Regions from separate parts of the Homo sapiens genome. Here region 1 is linked to region 2. The links are chromatin loops, found by intact Hi-C in ENCODE. Cell type or tissue: IMR-90. All regions are shown on one strand.

What was found. A loop is a pair of places that touch in the nucleus more often than their neighbours do. Peaks named below come from ENCODE experiments on the same cell type or tissue, not always from the same donor. Only the 100,000 strongest peaks of a DNase experiment are listed, where the experiment ranks them.
Region 1: it touches region 2 in a loop (6-fold over the local background); 4 of 110 quality-filtered maps call a loop at or near these places.

What each region holds. Positions count from the first base shown.
Region 1 is chrX:34,650,215-34,658,214 of GRCh38, forward strand. It overlaps TMEM47 (transmembrane protein 47), which reads right to left and starts at 7,071. Exons shown (of 3, transcript NM_031442.4): 1 at 6,590-7,071. The coding sequence starts at 6,815. In IMR-90, no CTCF peak of the experiment used is centred here; DNase peaks (open chromatin) are centred at 7,167 and 7,447; H3K4me3 peaks cover 4,907 bases; H3K27ac peaks cover 2,793 bases.
Region 2 is chrX:34,915,320-34,923,319 of GRCh38, forward strand. No RefSeq gene overlaps it. Among named protein-coding and RNA genes, the nearest start is that of FAM47B, 23 kb to the right of the region's middle. In IMR-90, a CTCF peak has its summit at 3,737 (motif pointing right); DNase peaks (open chromatin) are centred at 2,982 and 3,752.

The sequences.
Region 1 (8,000 bases), 270 kb before region 2:
TACAAAAAGTGGGCAGCTATTTCACATGCAGTCCTTCACCTCTTCATCCAAGCTTCCATACATGACATCATTCAACAATACTTCAAACACCAAGTGACAGTTATCTACAATATTACAGAACATTTTAAAAACCAACCCTCCAAAAATACTATGGCAAAATGTACCCTCTCTATTGAGTGTTTAACATTGTATCCTTCTTCATTTTCCTTAATCATGTAATAAATTTGATTAGACTGGATTATGTTAAAAATCTTGTCTATTTTATTAAACACGTTACAACTCTGAGATTCAATACATGGGCAGTAGTTAAGAGAAGAGCTATGTTATTAAAACAAAGGAAAAGGAAACAAACAAAAAATAACTCTAACTCCAACACTTCTCTAGCACTATAAAACTTGGCTCCTGTCTGGAATTTTAATGTTTTAGTGTTCATGTAGCAAGCGTATCATCAGATGCATTCATAACTTTCTAAAAAAAGAATAAAATTTTATCATACAACATAAAGTAGCAAATTACATTCCAGATTCATAATCAGTTTGAGCCTTGGTTGTTTGAGACTAAACCAAAGATTTTGGAAGGTTTTACATGTATCTCTCTGTTTGTGGAAAAGTTAGGTTCTCGAGTTCATTCCATCTCATATCCAAAGTACAAGTAACCAGTCATTAAAGCCATATGCTGGCTGAGGGAAGGTTTTGTCCCAGTCAGACATTATTTATATAATCAATTCAAAGTTCTTAAGTACAGAAGCTACAAAGCAAAGACAAACTGGTTGGCCGTTTGTTGTTGTTGTTGTTGTTCTTCAAAGGCAATAAAGAATGCAGATTTGCAGTTAGACTCAGTGTCAGACTGTGTGCTCCAAACACGGCCCAACAGCAACTCCTATCCCACATTCTCTTCTACAATGTGAACTTGCCACTGCTCCATCAAAAGGTGGTATTCAATTCTCCTTCCCTTAAATCCAAGCTGGCCATATGGCTCCTTTGTAACCAACTGAATGTGGTAGAAGACATGTGTGATTTCTCAGCCTAGTTCAGAGAGATTCTGGCTCTTATGACTCTTGTCCTGCGGGACCCACTCAATTTGTAAGAATTCCAATATCCTAAGACCACAATGCTAGAAAGGCCACCTGTAGGCATTCCAGGGAGAGTCACAGCTTTGCCCAGTATCTCACAGCCTTCCCCACCAAGGTGCCAAACCTGTGAGCGAAATCATTTGGAAAATGACCCTACAGTTCCAGACGTTCTGGTTCCTAGCCATTCAAGTTATCTTCCACAAGGGCTCCAGACATCCATCCTCATTATGTCCTATCTGAATTCCTGACCCACAGAATTCATGAGTATAATAAAATGGTTATTTTACACGACTAACTTTTGTTGTGGTTAGTTTCCCAGCATTAGCAACTGGAATACTCTTGGTAAGAATCCATCTTTACCACTAGTTAATTGAGACCTTGGTAATCTTAACAAAAATCCAAAGTTTCCTCAATAATATATAGGGATAACTTTAGCTACCTTGCAAGTTTATTGTGACATTGGGAATAACTGAGGTGTCTGGCTTGTAATAGGACTGAATAAAAGGATAATAGTTTTGTGATCATGATCTACCAAGAGCATTGTTAAATGTTAGGTAATGCATATCAAAATTTAAATTTGAAATTGACAAAGTACTTCATTATGCAATTCATTATGCAATGCAGAGATTTTACTACTTAAAGGGGAAAAATCTTCAATTATTGAAAAAAGTATCACTGGGATTTTCTGAATACGTAACCAGGAAGAAACATAACACTAACAAACAGGCACTTTCATATATTTAATCTTTATGATAAACCATTTGAGGACATTAAGTTGTATGAGGTCACATGATTGGTAAGTGGCCAAGTTCAGGTCAGTTAGAATCCAATGTCTCATTTATTCTCCAACATACTACTCTACTCTGATACAGAATTACATTACAATTTAGCATAGCTCACATGGAAGTTTGTTGTGGTATTTATTTATTTATTCGGTTAGTTATTTTGGGGTAGCCCTCAGAACCAGAAGTGGTTCAGAGAGCTCCCTGCTGTGGTATTTAGGTTAGGTATTCCAGAGACACATTTTGAAGCATCTATATTCCTTTCACTAGCATGTCTAGTAGCACTGACTATATCTATGGTCTCTGCAAGTGGTCTTACTATTAAACAAAAACTTGCAGGAAATTTCTTGAAATGTATTCCCGACAGCAAGTAAAATCTATTGCTTGAGATATTCTTTTGTTTGTTTTTGTTTTGTTTTGAAATGTTTTACGAAAGGCCAGGCTTTTCCCACACCCATCAAATCCCTTAGCTGCCAAGACTGATCTAAGTGGCTCCCTGGGAATTATAATCCTTCTATGAATGTGAGCAAAAGAGAAATTATATCTGTTCACACATTAAAATGTCCTTTGTAAAAGTAAATCTAAGGAACCTGAAAATCTAAAAGACATTAAGAGAAAGTCATCAGGAAGATCTTGAAATAAGTTATACTTGGTTTTCTCTGGCTTATCAGTGGAGAAAGTTTTGGTGCTCTCTGGTACTCTTAACTGTCCACCCGTCTATGATGTCTAGGTTAAACAAAACTGCATTTATTCTTCTTATGTTCTTTTCAAGGAAGCCAGAAGTGGGTATAACAATAGTGACTTCCAGGCTTGCGGAGCTATTTGTAAAAATGCATCAATATCAACACATTTCAAGCAACAAGCTGAACCTTCCCCGGAGCAAATCACATTGTGAGGTTTCCTAATGAAACTGTGTTTTCGAATTAAGGAATAAATGCAAAATATGAACAGATGAAACATGTTTGAACTCAGAATCACTATATCTCAGATTTGCTAAGACGTGCAGGTGGTTAGGCAGTTCCATTTATCTTTAACACCTAAGATAGGCTTTCTTATAAATTCCTTTTAAAGTAGCTTTTTATACTAAAGTTAAAAAAAGATCTACATATAAAGCACTCTAAAAAGAATTTCTTGTCAATTAGAAATGATAATATTCACCTGTTATTAGCATATGGTATACTGCCATTTCAAAACTACCAATGACTCACGTTACAAATGCAGCTATTTTTAGGATAGTATGTGAATGATGTTAACAATATCCCTTGAAAAAAGGTACTATTTGATCAAGTATTTTGGGATAAAAAAAGGAAAAATGAATTTGTTATATCCCTAAATTACTGTTAGTAAAAGTGTTCATTTGGCCATCTGTATGTCCTTGCTTTCTCCTTAGTCAACAAATTACACAGACACCAAAAAGCAATCTGCTTTACATGAAATAGCTATGTATTTATACATTTTAAAGAAGAAATGTAAAGTCTCCTTAGAGGTTATAGAGCACATTTGATATCAAATTTAGGGCATCAGCATTCTGTATACACTTGTGCCAATCCTATTTACACTAAGGATTCTTGTAATTGCTGTGAAATCCTAGCAACTATATCCTAGAAATAAAGTTAGCAAACTAAATGTGACTAAGCAGAAGTCTAAAATATTACTATAATTTGTGTAAGATTTAAGGTTTATTAAAAGGTTCCCCAAAACAGTACTGGGGAAAACTACCCTTAGAAAGAATTCTGTGGCCGGCAGCCATGTGAGTACTGCGTATTCTAAACTTCCTAACAAGCACACTTTATTTTTTTTTTCTCTTTCCACCATTAATCACAGTCAATTAGCCGCTTTCTCATATGTCTTTCTGGAACACTTAGAACTTAAGATGAGTGCCTCAACTGTCCTCCATACATTGAATTGGAACACCAGAGAAAAGCATTACGGCTGACTGACAACCGGATTAGTGGTTCGTACTAGAAGAGCTGACGCAACCTTCAATACACCAGAACACAAGAGGCATGGTTCTACTTTTGCTTAAAATCATAAAACAGGTTATAAACAGCAAATGATGCACATTTGGTACCAAAATTAAAATGCAAGTTTAAAAATAATGGCTTAGGGGAAAGTTTCAGTAGAAACTGGGTCTAAGTAGGGCATACTATTGTGAGTAGAAACATTCCTGAAATGCTCCTTCAGTAAATACAGGCCTGCCTCTTCACAGCAGTTTTAATTCTAATTAAGACAAACATTTTTAATTAAGCCTTAAAGATCCTGGTGAAGGGCCTTCAGTAAAAGTGTCCTTGGTGGTTCCTCCCAAGGTAATTTATTTTGAAAGACAAAGATGTGGATCTCTCAAAATCTTCAGAGAAGACATTTCCCTCCCTGTTTTCTGCTACTCCACACAGCAAACAGACGAAAAAAGCTGCTTGCCCTTTGGAACAGACAAGAAAAGCACTGCTGGTTTTGATTCGGGCATTCCCCTTCCTTTCAAAACACTGGCGGACAGAAGCTTCAAATTCACATAACATAAGAAAGTACATTTTGTAAAGTGGGGACACAGAGCAATTTTCCATATCTTGTTTCCTTTCCTCCACCCCCGCCCTGTGTCCCACCATCACCGTGGAGAGCAAAAAATGAACTGCTATTATATATACACAAAGTCAAGAACTTGTTCCAGAAAACCTCTAACAAAATCATCTCTACTTTTTACCCATTTGCTTATGAATTCTACTTTATCTGGGCTGAAAACTATTTTTTTAAGGCAAGATAAGATGAAAGCTGATTTTCAGAAATCCAAATAGAAATATACGCTGGGCTATGACTTTCAGCAAGGGGGTAGAATAAACAGGGAAAAATCCCAAACTGGGCCTGCCTTTGATTTTTACTTTGCAGAGTGCTATTACCGCTATATTTGCATTAGGCTTGCGTCTCCATATTTCCTTGACTAGAGAGGAAAAAAGCTGAGATAAATGGGTATGGAGGCAATTAAGAAAAGGTTAGCAAACACTGTATGTTGCTCTGCAAACTCGAGCTGGCTTCTCCCCATTCCCTACATTCCTGGCCAAGAAAAAAGGGTACTGGCTTGAAAAGCAAATGTGAGTTGAAACTGGTTTCTCTAACCTATCTGAAAAGTCTTTATGCAATCAGGGGTCTATTATTTCAGGAGACAGAGAGAAAGGGGCAAAACATTCACGTTGCCAAGGAGTCGTGCAGTAGCTGTCATTCCTACATAAATTTTATTATTGAAGAGGGGAAAGGAGATATTTTCGCCAAAGTTTATTTGGATCCCCTGGTTACCGAAGAAAGAAATTCTGCCGATTTATTTTATCTTTAGTTGTAAACTGCCAACCCTGAAAGAATTGAAGGACCTAAATGTTGACCTCCTGCTGCCAACCAGTTCCCTCCACAGTGAATTAACCAACAAAGAGGAAACCCTTCAATGGGAATTTTGAGGTAGTATCAAAGAAAAAGCCTTTTTTAAACACAAAATTAAATTTACAGAAGAAACTTGGTCAAATTTTCCTGTGTTATAACAGGAAACCAAAGACAAAAGAAAATCAGATTTTTGTGGCTTTTTGTGCTATTTCAACTTTGTTACAACTTGAAACGTTTCCAGGAAAGCTTTATAAATAGTCCCAGAGAAGACATGAAACTGGAAGGAATGTAATGAGTTTCTCAGGTGTCTATGTGTGTGTGTGTGAGTCTGTGTATGTGTGTGTGAGAGAGAGAGAGAGAAAGAGAGAGAAAGAAAGAAAATCGCCGGCAGGTCCTCTCTCTTTATTTCCCTTTCTCTTCGCTGACACCAGCAGTTGAAGAATCAAAATTAGAAAGGAAGGGGTTTGTAGCGAGAAATCATAAGTTGACTGATTTTTGCTAAGGGCATAACTGGGGCGCCGGGGAAGGCAACTGGAGGGTCAGGGAGGGCGGAAAGCAGTAAAGCCCCCTGGGACTGGTAGCCTCAGTAGCTACCTTATTCTCCACTCCCCACCCCCATCTTATCCATTTGCAGCTTTCAGCGCTGGCGGAATAAAGCACAACTTTCTAGGCATCTGTGAGTAGCTCATGGAGAAAAGAAAGGTCTGGAGGAGAGAAGAGTTACTTAGAGTGGCAGAGAAAGAAAGGCAACTCACAATCAACGGCGGCGTCACCAAAAAAGGAAAGGAAAACAAGCCTGTCCCTCTCTCAACTCTTCATATCCATCAAAAACGTAAGGAAATAAAATCCAAACCGAAATACATTGGTGAAAACGCAGATAAGGTGGAGTGGAACCGGCAGAAATGTGAACACTAGGCAAATTCGTCCTCGAGAGAGGAAGGAAAAAGAGTGGGGAAGACCGAACAGCGAACCCCCGCAGCATCTCGGTGGAGTTGGGGCGTTTTTGCCTGCTTCTTTTTTAACGGGGGTGTGGAAGGCGTCGCATTTTTTTACACAGCCACATGGCTCTCGCCTCAAATGATAACAAATACCCAAAATAGCGTACGTGTTACTCCAGAACAGGAGGAATGGCCACGGGGAAGGGAGAGGGCGTGGGCTGTCGCTTTAGGTTTGGCGACCAGGGATGGGGAGGGAAGAGGGGTGGATGCCAGGGAGGTGGCGGGAGCCCCAGGATCCGAGAAGGGCCTGGACGGGGTGGGACGGGCCAGGGCAGAGGATGCGGGGACGTGGGGACAGGCGGTGACTGTCCTGGCAGTGGGGCGCGGGGCAGTCCGGGGCGGGAGGCAGGGGTCGCGGCGCGCCAGGCCCTCACCGCTGCTGAGCGTGGACTCGCAGTGCCAGATGTCCAAGCTGGCGGGTTTCCGGCAGGACTCCCACAACGACAGGTAGTACTGGTGGTCAGCTGTGACCCAGGCCGGGCTCAGCACCGCCCCCAGGTCCAGACACAGCGCCAGGAAGATGCACACCAGCCCGACCAGCTTCAAGGGGGTCAGCACCGACACGCGCACCTCCTCCATGCCGCTGCCCGCCGAAGCCATTCCTGGGCGCCGCTGTCGTCCGCCCCGCCGCAGGCGAGGACGCCAGGCGGGTCCGGAGAGCCGGGAGCCGGACCTCCCGAAGGGAGAAGCCGCCGAGCTGCCACGCGCGGGGACTCGCTCCCTCGGGGCTCTGCGCGCCCCCTGCCGCGCGGCCAAGGTGGGTCTGCGGAGGCGGCCGGCCGGGTGTGGGTCGTCGGCAGCCGCAGCGACGTCGATTCCACCCCGGACCTTCGCCGCCGGCCCCGCGCCGCGCTCTGCCAGCGCCCGCGCCCGCTCCTCCCGGCTCGGCCGGGCTCGCTCCGCCCCGGCCCCTCCCCGGGCTGCGGGAGGCGGTGCCGTACGGGGAGGGGCGGAGGGCCAGCACTTGGTGGCTTCGGCTCCAGTTCCCAGTGCCGGAGGCTCGCGCCTGTCCCGCCCCTACCCCGCCTCTGGCCCGCGGGCGGAGCCCAGTGCCAGCCCGCGCCCCCGATTCGCAGCGCGCGGCAGTTCCTTGAAGCAGCCCCGCGCCCAGCCCGGCCCTCGCCGGGCCCCCAGCCTCGCTGGCTCCAGGTCGCCGGGCTCTCCCCTTTCGCCCAGTCACGTGGGTTTCCTTTTCTTAGGGAGCAGGAGTGGGCGGTTTTCTAGAAGGCGCCAGAGGTGGATTCCTAGGTTTCCTAAGCTGTGCCTCTTGGAGCAAGGACAGGTCCTCTGTCTCTCAGTGATGTAACACGCCCCTCCCCGGACAATTTCACATCCTGAGAGATTTGCGGGACGGAGGAGAAAAGTGACTAAATGCATTTTGCCCTCTTTTCAAAACCAGACGGGCCCAGGAGTCCCCCGGTTTTCCCTGTTTTCTCACTTCTCCGCTAGCCTGCTGCCGCTTCTGTTCTCTGGGCTCACCTGCTTTTGCGCCCCCCTATGAAGGGCATTTGCTCTGAAAACGCAGGCGCTAAAAAGGAAATGAGAGCTCCTGCGAAATATGAAGTAAGTCTTATTTCCATCTCCACTGCTCTGCCCTTTGGGTGTTGGCTAAAACCTTTATTAATTCCGCTTTGCATTATGCCAAGCTGGATCTAATTCCCCTCCTGGGTATTAGGATGTCCTTGTCCTTAGCAAGATCTAGCCCAGGACCTGCAATAGGAAAAGTGATGTGTATATTTCCTGAATGGTAAACTAAGCAGTCTACAAATATTTGTTGAGCATCTA
Region 2 (8,000 bases):
ATGAGGGGAATTTAATTAATAAATGGAATAAATAAAATGCTTTTAGACTTGCTTTTCATACAGTTTTGAAATTGGCATGCACTCCTAAAACACAGATGGGAACGGTATCTCTGTCTCTGTCTCTCTCTTTCTCTCTCTCTCTCTCTCTCACACACACACACACACACACACACACACACACAAAAGCACACACATACATCTCTACCTTCATTATCCGTATCATTTCTGATTATATCCGGCAACTAGAAGGCAGTCTCAGCATATATAGCAGTCATGACCTCAGATATCTTCTATTTTGAGGCACCAGGCTGTCCAGGAGTCAAGACAGTGAAACAAGTCAGCAATAATATACTAAATGCCTGCCTGAGTCTGACCTGCACCAGGAGATAGGAAAGACAAATATGGCAAGAGTACTTCCTCTTTAGGAGCTTATATAGAAACTAAGTGTTAGATAAACTGGAGCCCAAGACTCTTCTGTATCTGATTCCATTATAACTCTCTTTAACCATCTGATTAAATCAAGGGTGTCAATATCTCTGAAGACTATGTAGACCCTGTGCACAGGGAGAAAAAATGTTTTTATCTCCATATGGCTCATGAGGAAACATTTAGTGTCATAAGCACCTTGCTGCTACATTGTGTCAAATCTTTGGCTTGAGGTAACAGGACAAGCAGTATCTTATCACCTGGAGCTGAAAATAGAACAGCCTAGTTTTCATCAGAGGAAATAGTGGCCCATGACTCAGAGTTCTAGATCAAAGGTCTGTCACTAGTTGGAGCATGTTTAGACATATAATCTCCATTTAGTGTTACGTCTTAATTGACAAACATGGAATAATGCTGCTGCCTGACCTGGCAACAGGGTAGATAGAAGTGGCTATTAAAATTCATTACATTGTTGGAAGTGAAGAGAGGGACACATTGATTCTGTACATTGAGTTTAAACTGAAAGATATAACTTTTTCTGGTTTCTCTAATACATGATTTTTGAAATAAGCCATTAAGAAAGTTGATGGAACATTTGTGTAACATCAGATGTTAATTTAATCTTAAGTAAAGTGACTTTCTTCCATCACATAGTAGAAAATGACAATTGCGGTTAATGAACTGTGGATCCACTTTGGAAATAATAATTTTACTTACCTTCCAGCCACTAATTTAAGTGCTTATCAATTAGTTATTACGTACCCTGAATTTTAGTCAGTAAGATTTACTTCACTTATTAAAATTCAAAAGAACCAATAAAGAATTATTTGAGAATTACTTCAGTAATATTTTAGGAAAAGTAATGGTTATTTTTGACATGATATATAGTGCATAATTTTGTCTTTTTAGTTTATAATTGCATCTGGATAGGCAAATAAAATAACTGACAGCAAAAATAAAACTTGTTAATGCCATGTCATCAGCAATTTTTGTGAAACAAGCATTGGAGAGCAACAAAACTAGTCAGAGGCCTGAGGTATTTTTGCACTGTCACTTAACATAGAAATAGCCATCCAAATTTTGTTTCTATAACCTCGAGGAAATCTAAAAACCTTCAGCATTCATCAAATGATGACTTCACTGTTGCCTCATTAAAGCCTTGGGTGTCAAAATGTACAATGATCAAGATTGTGAGTGCCATTATTTGTCATATTTTCAGGATTTTCTGATTTGCATGTAGTACCTGCACATATTCATGTAACATTAGAGAAATCCACTATCCCACATGCTTCTATTGGGCATTATCTATTATAATACAATCTATTAAATAAGATATTATTCAATTCTTTTTATTTTAATATTATTAGCTCTATATTTGTTTGCTTCATAAGAAGGCATTTTTTTCAAAAGAACTTAATGACTGAATGGTCCTTAAATTACAAGCCACACAGCTAGCACACAATCCAAACCTCAGGAAACCATGGTGTGAAAAAATGAATTTACAGCAAATCATCCAAAGCCTGGAGCAGTGAATCAATGTACAGGGAGAGCATAGCACTTGACCTCTTCCCAATTTCCTTTCGTCATGTCCAGTGTTTGTTTATTCTCTGCTAAAGTGTGCTGAGCCATGTTGGCAAATACTATCATGGGATGTTTCCATTGTTTATTGTGTGGCATAAAGTTTCTTTCAAAATAAAAGCAAGACCCTCTCTGTTGCAGCTCTGGAATGTTTCTCATCACTGGAAGTGTGGGGTCTGACTTACTCTTTATACCTAATTTCTGCTACTTTCTGGGCTGGTACGGGGAAAGTCTGCAGATTTGGTTTGTAGAATCTAAAAGTTTTTAAGACAAAGAGATCATTTGGTTCAATAATTCATATCCAGCTTAAATCTGTTACACAACAGGAGTGGAGGGAAGAAATACGAGGAAGAGTACATTTTATTGTTGCTGCTGCTGCATGAGTCGGGATCTATGAGTAGTGTTGTGTTGGGTGCTATATGCATGAGACAGACACAGTTTCAAATCCCAGCTCTACAATTGACTATTTCTGCGATGTCGGGCTCGCAGCCTCCTTAGGTTTCAGTTTATTCACAGACTAAATGTTGTTAATTCCTGCCTCTCAGGGTTGTGTAGGGTTAACTGAGATCATGAGTGTATAGCACTTAACATTGTACATGGTACATAGTTACAGGCTGTGGTTATTGTTCAGTAAATATTCTTTATGATGACGGTCATGATGAAAACTGCTGATAATTGTGTATTGGAGGATCACTGGAAATTTTCTTCATTCCTGATAGACTATGGCACGGTGCTGTTAGCAGGTTAAAAAAAAAAAAAGGATGTTGCCAAGTAAAAGTGCAAAGATCACTTTATGTGGTCGACCTCCATCCAGTACATATTGTTGGGGTTCAGATTGTTTTTGCTGTGGTTACTAGAGAAGCTTCTGGGGGAAAAGACACTGTATTCCAGTTCAAATTGAGACCCAGTGTGTCTGTGCTTTGAGAAATTTGTTCTGATGACCCATGAGGTATGAGTCACGTTTGTTCTCATGACTAGGCTGGCGAAAATTCATGTGTTGGAATCATGGCTAGACAAGAGGGTGAAAGCATGCAAGGTGTTCTCTGCTTTTAGATTTCTGGAGACAGTGAGAATTTTCTGCTCAGCAGTATAATGAAGGAGGTAGCAAACTAGATAATTCTTCAAAAAGACTGATCTGGAGCTCAAACTTCACAAAAAAGCCCCAGCTGTGACAGCTTTATTAGTACTCCTCACGTTCCTGAGCCTTAGTGTCATCAGCTTCCAGGAGATATTCCCAACCTGCCTGTCTATTTAAATAAAATAAATATGTGCTTAGAATCCACAAAACTCTGAACTAACACAGTGTGTCTAATATTTGTGCTAGTGTTACTGTATAACAACAGAGGTAAATCTGCAGGCAATAAAAGAAAAAAGAAGAGGACAATAATATCAGGGGAATAAGAACAAATGCGTGATCCAGGAAAAGCTATGCCTCAGAGAAGAAACAATAATATTTTATGGGAACTGCGTGGCATGTAACATAGTGATTCCCTATTCTGATTCTCTTTAGTGGACTCATTTAACACTTATACCTACAGACCTGGACCATGATCCATGTCCTGAAGACAGACTTGTTCTATTCATTTTCATTCTCAGATGCACCAGGAAGTAGCTCAGCAGCACCACACCAAGTTATATAATCACAACTCTGTTAAATAACTGATGTTCAACATACGCACAAAGCAAGATAAGTGCTATGGCAAATGATCAGTGGAAAAGTAGCCACAAGGTGGAACCAGAGGGAAGGTTGGAAGCAACAAGACTCCCCCCTAAAGGCTGCCAATTCAATAGGATCTATAGCTACTTGCCAAGATAGCTGATTCAGGTTAACTCTGATTGGTTAAAAATACTCTTTGGATATGGAGATTTAACCAGCTGTAAATCTACCTAATTATTCTTAGCTCATGTCTACATTTTCTCCAAATGATTCTGTTAGGTACATCTCATATGTCTTATTGCAATCAAGAAATAATGCCAACAACTTTCACTTAGAATACTAATGTACTGATACTCCATAAAAAGGACATAAAGTTATTTCAGTGTGACTTGTTTTCGATGAACCCACAATGTCTCCTTTGTAATCGTATTTATTCCATACAAGATTTGGGCACTTTCAGAATCTCCTGCTATAAATTGTTTCCTGGGATTCTCCAACTTTTAGAAAATTATAATAATGTTTCTTTTTCATTCGAATTCTAGAGAGAATATTCGAATGTCCTTTTGAATTTCTTCTGTAATATCAATTAAGTTGGGCAGTAAATGTAGAATTAATTATTATAGTAAGTATTTAAAATCATCTCCTACCTTTTCTACTCTCATATAGTTCAATTTATCCAACCTGTTATTGTATTTAGTCTTAGTATATGGAAGTGTTTTGCTGGCCCTAGAAATCGTGAATGAGCATTGCATTATGGACGCTTTCATAATGAGTTTTGTGAATGAGCATTCCTATTATGCCTTGTGTAGATGTACTGAACTACAAGCTCCTCTGGGTCTGTAATATTAGGAAGCTATTTTGAGACTGTGATGGTTGGAAGGTGAATAAGAAGGAAATATGTAGTGTGGTTGCTGAAACTAGTATTCAAAGTATCATAAAATTCCCTAGTGTATTCAACCTGATGTAATTCATAAATGCAGCAAGAGCATATGGGAAGGGGCCACACTTACGGCCAGATAGGTGCAAGCATTGTGGTTCATGGAAAGCTTTTTGCTGAAAACAAAAGATGGAGCTCCACATCTAGGGGTAGAAAAAAGACAGGCGTTTAGAAATTTAGCAGGAATCAAGGCCTCATTCGGAGTTTCTTAGCCCACAGAAATTGGATTGTTTTCAGTGTACTTTAGCAGAAGACCTTTTAGGAGAAAGGATATAAATAATAAACATAAGGGATCAGGTGAAAGGTCAGTGTATTGGGCATAAAGTGCCAAAAACATACTAAGGTCCAGTATTTACACTATCAAGTGACTACCTTCTTTGTTCCGTATCCCTACCCTGGGATACCTTCTCTCCAGGTCCCTGAACCCCTCCATTTGGACACAGCAGCTTTCAGACACATGTTGGGCCATGCCAGGTGTACACTCATGTACTCATAGGCCTAGCATCCCGCATGCCTAGCCACAAATATACATAACTCTTCCTAGATATTTAAAGATAAGCCAGCCATATATACCCGTTAAAGAAATTATATGAACATAAATATATATACCCATAGTCATGTTACACAGGCATGTTAATACAAACACAGAAATTTACAATCAATCACCATATACATGTGCAACATACATTTATCAATTTGGCTTAAGGCAGAAAACCTTTTGCTACAGGTATGGGTAGATTTCTATGTTCTCTGAAGTTTGCTTAACTTTGGCTCAGATCTGAGCAACGTGTCTCCAAAAGAAAAGTGATTTACTCTATCTACAGTTGGGCAAGCTCTTATGAAGCATGATGATTTTAGATAAATGCTGCCATTTCCTACATATAATTGATACACTTTTGAAAGAGTTTTGATTTATATTCTGTTATCCATTCTGTTTTCTAGAAACACACTGTTTAAATAACTATATAATAAATTCGAGCAACATGAAAAAATATTTTCACCCCAGAAATAGATTATTTGTGTGATATTTTAAGAAAATGTACTCATTCTACTTGGAATAGTAATGTCAACAGGGAAAATGTGGTGATGGGAGAGTTCCATTTTCATTTTTGACAGAGTAACTTATTTCAAAACAACTCTACCATTGAGCATAGCTATAAAAGCTAAGCAAAATAGAAAAGAACAGCTATGTAAAAGCATCAGAAAGCAATAAAAGAAGTGAGAACTTGTGAGGCCAAGGTCCTGTGGGTAATAAAATACATTGAGATTGACCAAATCTTTTCTGTTTCTCTCCCTTTAGAGTCAAATTTTTATGAATAAATAAACAAAACTTGCTGGAGTTTCTTTGGGATTGAAGAACAACATTCATGAACTTGACCTAGTTGACATATACAACACTGTTCCGTAGTTACAATATATACTCTTTTCTAGTGTACTTGGAAAGTTATCAATATTAACCATATTACAGACCATGAAACAAGCTTTGACACAATTTAAAGGGATGATGTTTATTGCAGAGAGTAGAATTAAATAAAAAATCAGTATCAAAAAGATAAACAGAAAAATTCCTTAATATTTGATATTAAACTGTATAGTTATAACTAAATTGTATCAAACAAGAATGACAATGGATATTTTAAGTTGCTGTGAAATAAATGGTAACATAGTTGGCATATAAAAATATGTGGCATGCAACTAAAGACATTAATAAATAAAAATTCATAGACTCAAGTATAAATATTAGAAAATAAGACTGAAAATTAACAATCTATATATTTAGATGAGGACAGGAAATTAACCCAAAGAATTAGAAGAAAAAATAATGATACATGCAGAAATCCGATAAATAAGAAACAATTATAAAATGAAATCAACAAAACCAAAGTTGGTTCTTTTAAAAACAACATTAGGCCCAGCGTGGTGGCTCACACCTGGAATCCCAGCACTTTGGGAGGCCGATGTGGGCGGATCATGAGGTCAAGAGATCAAGACCATCCTGGCCAACATGGTAAAACCCTGTCTCTACTAAAAATACAAAAATTAGCTGGGCGTGGTGGTGCACACCTTTAGTCCCAGCTACTCAGGAGACTGAGGATGGAGAATCGCTTGAAACCGAGAGGCGGAGATTGCAGTGAGCTGAAATCACGCCACTGCACTTCAGCCTGGCGACAGAGTGAGACTCCGTCTCAAAAAACAAAAAACAAAAAAAATTAATCAAAGAGAGGAGGCACAAATAATAAGTATAAAGATTAAAAAGAAGATATTACTACAGATTTTATTGATATTAAGTGATTATAGAAAGATATAAGCAATATTATGATAATAACTTAATTGACATAATTTAACAAAAATGAATAAGAATAAAGGGAAAGTCAATTGTTTCTATATCTAATAAATGTGTCTGTAATTCAAAACCTACTCTCAAAGCAAATTCTGAGTTCAATTGGCTTCACCAGTAATTTCTTTCCAAATAAATAAGGAACAAATTAAATGACACCAATATTATATAAATTCCACCAGAAAGTGAGCAAGATTTCCAAAGTTCTACAAAGCCAACATAACCCAATGTCAAAATCTGACAGGGACACTATGAAATGATAATTACCTCCCAAACTCACTCATGAACACAGATGCTGAAAAACTAAACAATATGGATTTGATTTTTTAAATATATTGCTTAGTTTTTCTGCACCTGTGTTCATAAATGTAGATAGTGGAACTCCCTGGTGACTTCACCTTCCAGATTATTACAAATAGCTTGCTGAAAAAGCCTCCAAACCTTTCTATACAAATCCAAAATGTTCTGCAATTTTTTCGTGCAACATATCTCACTCATTTTTCCATGTCAGTATGTACAGATCCACCTAATGCATATTAATGTCTTTAATTTGGATTTGGACATCTTTTATCTCTTCTACTGATGGATATTTTGGCTGCCCTCAATCTTCCACTGTTAAAAACAATGTGATAATAAACATTCTTGTATATGTCATTTTGTACATAGAAGAAAATAATCTTCAGATTAAATTACTTGAGGTAGAAATATACAGTAAACTAGAATTAATCTTCCTAAAAATTATTTTACTATCTCCTCTTTAGGTTTTATTACTCCCACCTCTGATCTTTAAGGATTTTTTCTGACCATGGCTTTGTCAAACTGTCTATAAGACATTTTAACATCTTGCTAACCCTTCCCAATTGTATTTTTAATTATAACCTTCACATGAGTCAAGTTCACAAACTTGCCTGATCTCAAGCTGTGTCTTCACAGAGTTACTGATGAAAATATTTTAAGCATCAACCACAGAATTACTATCAAAGTCAATATAACTGTTTTTCTAGCTCGTATATTATGCTGAATACGGACATTCTTCTTGCTGGATATGGCTTAAAATGTGAATT